Linked DNA regions of Homo sapiens: region 2 is linked to region 1. A link is a contact called in ENCODE Hi-C data. All regions are on one chromosome and are shown on one strand. The core of a region is the stretch at or near the end of the contact, and the rest is flanking DNA. Distances in the headings are between cores, read along the strand shown.

What was found. Hi-C counts contacts between places; a loop is a spot of excess contacts on that map. Pooled maps may share reads with other maps.
Region 2: a loop to region 1 is called in a map of PC-9, with 12 times the contacts of the local background. The contact joins the promoter of TMEM144 here to the enhancer-like site in region 1. A Hi-C loop is called at or near these places in 1 of 168 maps with a recorded cell type or tissue (PC-9) and 2 of 50 pooled maps.

Annotation. Positions count from the first base shown.
Region 1 is chr4:158,093,099-158,096,666 of GRCh38, forward strand. No RefSeq gene overlaps it. Among named protein-coding and RNA genes, the nearest start is that of GASK1B-AS1, 76 kb to the right of the region's middle. RefSeq lists an enhancer at 1,028-2,227. Within about 2 kb of position 1,738, at least 8 of the 41 ENCODE cell types and tissues checked have a DNase peak (open chromatin) inside an H3K27ac peak, as active enhancers do; they include PC-9, where a contact is called at or near this core.
Region 2 is chr4:158,208,808-158,212,375 of GRCh38, forward strand. It overlaps TMEM144 (transmembrane protein 144), which reads left to right and starts at 1,679. Exons shown (of 13, transcript NM_018342.5): 1 at 1,679-1,779; 2 at 2,646-2,767. RefSeq lists enhancers at 1,067-1,621, 1,522-1,611.

The DNA of each region.
Region 1 (3,568 bases), core at 488-2,987:
ATGCGTGGGCAGGGAGGACACAAAGCACAATAGTGAGCACACCTGTGTCCCCTAACAACATTTCACAGGTGATATCAGGTCAAAATAAGCATCAGAGATGTCAGGAAGTAAAAAAATAAATCATGAAAGAAATAGCCTGCTGGGACTTCTTATCCCCTGTGCCAACCTCCTTCAATCTTTCAGAATCTGTATGGGAAAGAGGGGTGGCCATAGACACTTCTTAAAAATGGGAAGTGGAGATTTAAGCATTGGCTGCCCATAATGTTGACTTTTTTTCTTCTGAAAATATGGGCCAAGTCCTTACCTATCTTCCTGAAACATGTCACACCCAATAGTACCCACATCAGTACAAAATACGGATAACCCTGAAGGCCGATGTACTTAAAAGATGCATTAAAATTAAGAACTATGAAAAAATAAGCTGCTGCTTACCTCCCACGAAGATCTGTGTTACTATGCTAAATGAGAAATGTTGTTTTGGCCATCATTCTGAAACTTTTTTTTTTGAGACGGAGTTTCACTCTTGTTGTCCAGGCTGGACTGGAGTGCAATGGCACGACCTCGGCTCACCGCAACCTCCGCCTCCCGGGTTCAAGCAATTATCCTGCCTCAGCCTCCCGAGTAGCTGGGATTACAGGCATGCGTCACCACGCCCGGCTAATTTTGTATTTTTAGTAGAGACGGGGTTTCTCCATGTTGGTCAGGCTGGTCTCCAACTCCTGACCTCAGGTGATCCGCCCACCTTGGCCTCCCAAAGTGCTGGGATTGCAGGCATGAGCCACCGCGCCAGGCCCATTCTGAAACTTTCACGAGATCAAACGCAGACACCTGAGTTAAGGAAAGTGAGATGTGAGACAGGTAGAGATTTTGTGCCCGTTCGAGAAGCAAATGTATAATTTATGAACATCTTTCATCTCCACAAATGGTGAACATATTTTTTATTATTTTTTAACTGCAAAATATTCTCATTCTCATGAATTTGTTTAAGAGTCATTTACTTGCAAAATGTTGAGAAACCTGTGTTCTGTTCTTGGCAAATAACCTTGGCATTAGCAACTGCAGAAGCAGATGCTTGTCCACACTGTTATCCAGAAAGAAAAAAAAAACACTCCAAGGTCAGAACTAGCTGAAAAAACTACAGCAAACCACAGATGAAGAAAAATACAGAAAATGAATGATGAACAAGAAGGGTGGGAACCAGTGATTCTGCCTGAATTCCATTGAATTTAGTGGTGTGTATTACTTAGAGGAAGAAAGCAAGTAGCACCCACAAGCATTCATTATGATTAGCCTTTATCATGATAGTCTCACCTTGAATTGTAAAATTTTATTACACAGCTTTGTAATTAGGCTAAAGTCATCACACTAATGCCAGCTTTATGAAATATTGCAGAAGTTCTTCCTATTATTCATTGAGATGAAATAATTTTTTGAAGTGTGATTAAATCCAAGCTCCAATCAGAAAAGCAGATTACTCACCCTGATGATCAAGCAACAATAAAAATTTGTCCAATGTCAAAGAGCTGGAAACAAATAGGACACATTTACTGTTATAAAAGAAATCTCTGAAAATTTTAATGTTTGTTTCATCTGCACAAAACACACATCAAAAGAAATGCTACACAAATGCTGCACTTGTACAAATTTGTTTCGGTGTTTCTTCTTTCTACCTGTGTCAGAGGCATTGGAACTGGACTGGCTCAAGGTTGAACAGGGGCTGGATAAAATGAGGCTGAGACCTGCTGGGCTGCATTCCCAGGGGGTGAGGCATTCTTAGTCACAGGATGAGAAAGCAAGATACAGGTCACAAAGACCCTACTGATAAAAGAGAATGCAGCAAAGAAGCTGGCCAAAACCAAGAGAGCAATGAAAGTGACCTGTGGTAATCCTCACTGCTCATTCTATGCTAATTATAATGCATCAACAGGCTAAAAGACTCTCCCACCAGCCCATGACAGTTTACAAATACCATGGCAATGTCTGGATGTTACCCTAGATGATCTAGAAACATGGGAGGAACCCTCAGTTGGGGGAGCTCCCCACCCCTTTCTTAGAAAACTCATGAATAATCCACCCCTTGTTTAATATATAATCAAGAAATAACAACAAGTATACAGAGCAGCAGCCCATGCCGCTGTTCTGTCTATGGAGTAGCCATTCTTTTATTCCTTCACTTTCTTAATAAACTTGCTTTCACCTTACTCTGTGGACCTACTCTGAATTCTTTATTGTGCAAGACCCAAGAACCCTCTTCTTGGGGTCTGGATCAGGACCCCTTTCCAGTAACACCTAGATTTATAGAGTAGGCTAATCGTTGGCAAAGGAAAAAAATGAACATAATGTAAAGGTTATTCAGGATCAAAGCTAACATCTACCAAGTGAATAATTTGCTCTAATTGGAATGAATTCTGTGGAAGCATTTGGAAATGTAATGGTCTGTAAAAATAGTAAATAAATGCTTCCTGACCAACTATTGCAGGTGATTGAACAGTGATTTGATTTCGGTGCTTAGTAGTGCTTACTTCTGCCTATCTGACATTGCTTATGTCAACTTCGTTACGAATATCCAAGTTGATTTCCAGGTTTCAGATTCAATCTCTGTGCTTGGAGGTGGATTACAGAAAAGCATACATGGGGACCCAGTGAACATGTCAATTAGCCTGAAAGGAAGCACAATTTTTATTCCCTCCTATCAAGTTCAGGCAGGCAAATATCCTGACAGAGATTTAAGAGTTCCAGGAGGTCGCTTCTATCACTGGTCTCCCAGGCAAGGAAAGATGCTAGTTTTCACAGCTAACTAAAATGCTCTGAAAGCTGACCTTGGGCTGTTTCTTTTTCTTTTTTTTTTTTTTTAATTATACATTGAGTTCTAGGGTACATGTGCAGAACATGCAGGTTTGTTACATATGTATACATGTGCCATGTTGGTGTGCTGCACCCATTAACTCGTCGTTTACATTAGATATATTTCCTAATGCTATCCCTCCCCACTTCCCCCACCCCATGACAGGCCCCAGTGTGTGATGTTCCCCTTCCTGTGTCCAAGTGTTCTCATTGTTCAATTCCCACCTATGAGTGAGAACATGCAGTGTTTGGTTTTTTGTCCTTGCGATAGTTTTCTAATAATGATGGTTTCCAGCTTCATCCATGTCCCTACAAAGGACATGAACTCATCCTTTTTTATGGCTACATAGAATTCCATGGTGTATATGTGCCACATTTTCTTAATCCAGTCTATCATTGATGGACATTTGGGTTGGTTCTGGGCTGTTTCTTAACCTCTCCTCCAGCAGAATGGGATTGGAGGGTGCTACCAGCACACAGGCCCAGGAGCAGAGGTGGGAGATGGCTATTGCTTCACTTCTTCACTTACCCAGACTGAAATGAAAGCTCATTTTCTTCAGTTTGGATGATTGGAGATATTTTAAAAAAAATGAATGGCAATAAAATCTTCAACAAGGGGGCATTTCATAAAGTAAAATTTTGGATTCAAATTTTACTAATATTTTGGCTGTAGATTACACACAGTTCGTGCAATAGCTATTCCCTAATTACTATACTTTTTTTT
Region 2 (3,568 bases), core at 429-2,928, 120 kb after region 1:
GTGTCTGCCAGGACTCTCCCAATACAGACCATTCTGTTTAGGCATTCATGTATACGAAACAATTTGAAAGAAAAATTTTAGTTTAAGAATAGAGTCATGCATGTTTGGATTTGCTCTGTGGCATAATGTAAAAGGCAATGGCCTAGCATATCCCTAATGAATCTTCTCAGGCCTAATTCAGCCCCCAACTCACTTTTAGACTTTAGAAATTCTCAGCAAATGCTGACACAAGCTTCAGTTTCTCCATGTGAGTGAAGCAAGAATAAACCACATGATCTTGTGACCATGAAGTGAAACAATTCTAGGTTGGATTTAGGCCCTATATTTTTGGAAGCAAGTTTGTGTATGTGTGTGTGTCTTAGGTGTGCATGTGTGGAAAGGGGAACTGATTTCTTCAAAATCTTTCTGAACTGCTAAATTAATCCTCTTCCTTAAGTGAAAAAGCTTTGCTGCTTTAATTCTTTAAATGAAATGTTATTTTGCCTTCCCATCTGCTCATCTGACATGATAGTCTATGGATGTGATTAATGTTTAAGGCAGAACTTCCTTCTAGGAAATGTCATATTTTAACAGTCCTTGTGTTTTCTCCTTCCTGTGAATGCTACACCCATTACCAACCACTGGATGGTCTCGGGTTAAATAGCACTTCCTCAGAGAAGGCTTCTTTGAACTCAGACTAGCACAGAACCTACACTTCCCCTTTCCAACTTAAAGTTTGCATCCTTTGGTGTATGCGAACCCACATGAAGAGATGTTTTTTTTGTTTTGTTTTTTTTTTGAGAGGACTCCCTCACTTTGGGAGGGCGAGGCGGGCGGATCACCTGAGGTCAGGAGATCGAGACCATCCTGGCTAACACGGTGAAACCCCGTCTCTACTAAAAATACAAAAAAATTAGCCAGGTGTGGTGGTGGGTGCCTGTAGTCCCAGCTACTCAGGAGGCTGAGGCAGGAGAATCGCTTGAACCCAGGAGGCGGAGGTTGCAGGGAGCCGAGATTGCACCACTGCACTCCAGCTTGGACGAGAGCGAGACTCCGTCTTAAAAAAAAAAAATACAGATAAATGGCCTGTACAGATAAATGGCTTAGGTGCATCTACAAAGAATTAGTGATTACAAGTGAAATCTTGTAATGTCACAAGAAATGTTAATGACGTCAGTGGTGCAGATGAATTTCTTAATACCAAGTGGAAAAATTCACTTGAGATAATCTTTTACAATGGTGTGAAATTCCTCAGACTTTTGTTTTATCCATAAACTGCACAAATAATACCTCCCTCTGTGACACTTAGAGAGGGTGACATGCTGAGAGTTTCCTGAATAATCACCTCTTGAAATACACAAAACTCTTCTAGTTTCCTGGTTGACCGACCCAGGGCTTGACGACTCCTTTTGAGCCACCTGACAATTCAGTCCAGCACAGCAACTGAAGGAAGGCGTTCCCCAACCTGCTGTCCTATGAAGGCCTCTAGGTCACCGGTGCTAAAGCCCTCCTTTCTCCACCCTCCTTAAGTGGAGGTAAACGTCCCAGCAGGAAGTCAAGGCTGGATTGGCGCTCTTCGCGAGCACCCTGGGAACGGGAGTCTGGGTCACGGGTGCTAGAGCCCTCCCCTCTCCTCCCGGCCGGTGTATGGGAAATTGTCCCCGCAGAAAGTAAAGGCTGGCCAGGCCGCCCCCAGCACGTAGAGGGAATGAGTCAGGCTCCGGCTCCACACTGGCACGTAGTGGGCGGATCGCGCCGGCGCTGAGTAGGAAGGAGCTTCAGCCGCCAGCCCGGAACGCAGTGAGTACAGCCACTCAAAGGAAAGCCAAGTCGCTTTGCAGGGGAGCGTCTCATGATTTTTCAGAAACGTGCTCATGGTTAAAAAGAAAAATCAAGGCTCGGAATAAATACATTCAAGCACTGTTAATTTTAGCCCAAAGACAGGCGGTACTTGCCTGGAGATTTGGGAAAATCAACATGAAACTAAAAATGAAATTTTAGTTGGAGTGGAGCAAGCAGTATTGATCAGAACATACCAAATACGAATTTTTTCAAAGTCTGCGTAGAAGTTTAAATTACTAGGAAAAATGTAAAGGAGAAGTATTTACTAATAAATGAAACAAAAGTAATAAAATAAAAATGAATTAATATAGTTTGACAAAATATCAGCGAACGCTGAAAAGAAAACATTAAAATAATGTTTGAGACTTTTTAGGTTTTGTGCAGGAAGAATTGGGAAAAATGTGCTGGATGGAGTGATACTGCTTTTCTTTTCCACAAAAATTTCATTATTTTAGAGAGCGGTAGAGCCTTTTTAAAGACAGTAAGTTATTGCCAATTCACAATGAAATAAGATCACATGCTCTGAAATGTACAAGAGCTGCATGCAATAAACTTCATTTATCTATAGGTAATAACTGATTGATGTTTATTCAGTAGTCGAAATGCACCTCATGCACTCTAATTAGCACGTCAAATTAGTCTCTCCGTTTCAGAGGTGTAGGGCCTTTGTGGAGCCTTCTCAATAAAATAATTTGCCACTCTTGAAGGTTAGACATTCTCTTCTATCAATGTACACATAAAGGTTTTGTTTTGCTTTGCTTGTTGTGAATTAAAATGGGGAGAAAATGATGTGTTAGCTATCACCCAGTCATGTGTCTTTTTAGTCATAGGTTAGCTTTTCAAGACACTTCCTGCATCTCTGACCTGTTGCACCTCTGTTATCTTGGCACCTCTGTTATCTTAGCAGCAAGCACCTGCCTCAGCTGACCCTTGAGCCATAACCCATGTAAGTCACTGCAGGGCTGAACCTCTCTTTGAGCCTAACAGTAGAATAATAATTATTTTTATTGAATAGTGTTAATGTGTCAATGTTGAAATGTGCCTCAGTGTGTCTTCCTCAACCACATCCCTATAGAGGATGTTTTCTTAATAGCAATGTGTTTTTGTTTTAAGAAAGTCCACACAATTTCAAATACACATTTTCTTTACTAAAGTTTATTGACCAGTTTTGAAGTGATCCTTGTTTTCAGTTAAACTATCTTTAATAATGGTAAATAACATATTTTGTAGGTTGTTGTATATTTAATATTCTCTGCAAGAACACATAAGGAACAATACATGGACCTTTAAATATTTGTCATTGTGAAATAAAATAACAAGGAAAGGTGATTTCAGGTGTACTTTATTCAATACATATATACAAGAAGTTATTACTATAACATTAAATTTGCAGGAAAAAAGAAACCACTGGATTATTCTGCTTCTATTCCAGAGGGCTTATTCCAAAGGGCCAGTGTGCAAAATATGAATCCAAGATGGCATTGTGGAAAGACGCTGTACCTCCTGTGATAAAATTACTTTGGTGGTGCTTTTTTCTCATGTATCTCGGGAAACTAAAAATCTGAATTGTATTCAGTGGCCTTTTCCAAATGGTAACTTTATGAAAAAATGTCTAATTCTTGGTTATTTGTGGTTTTAGTCCTTTCTTCATAGAGAAGCTAAAGCTGTTAAATAAGCTTAGCAGCGTTATCCGCTAAAACTTTCTGCAGTGATGGAACCTACACAGGAGAATTTTTTTTGTAATGTA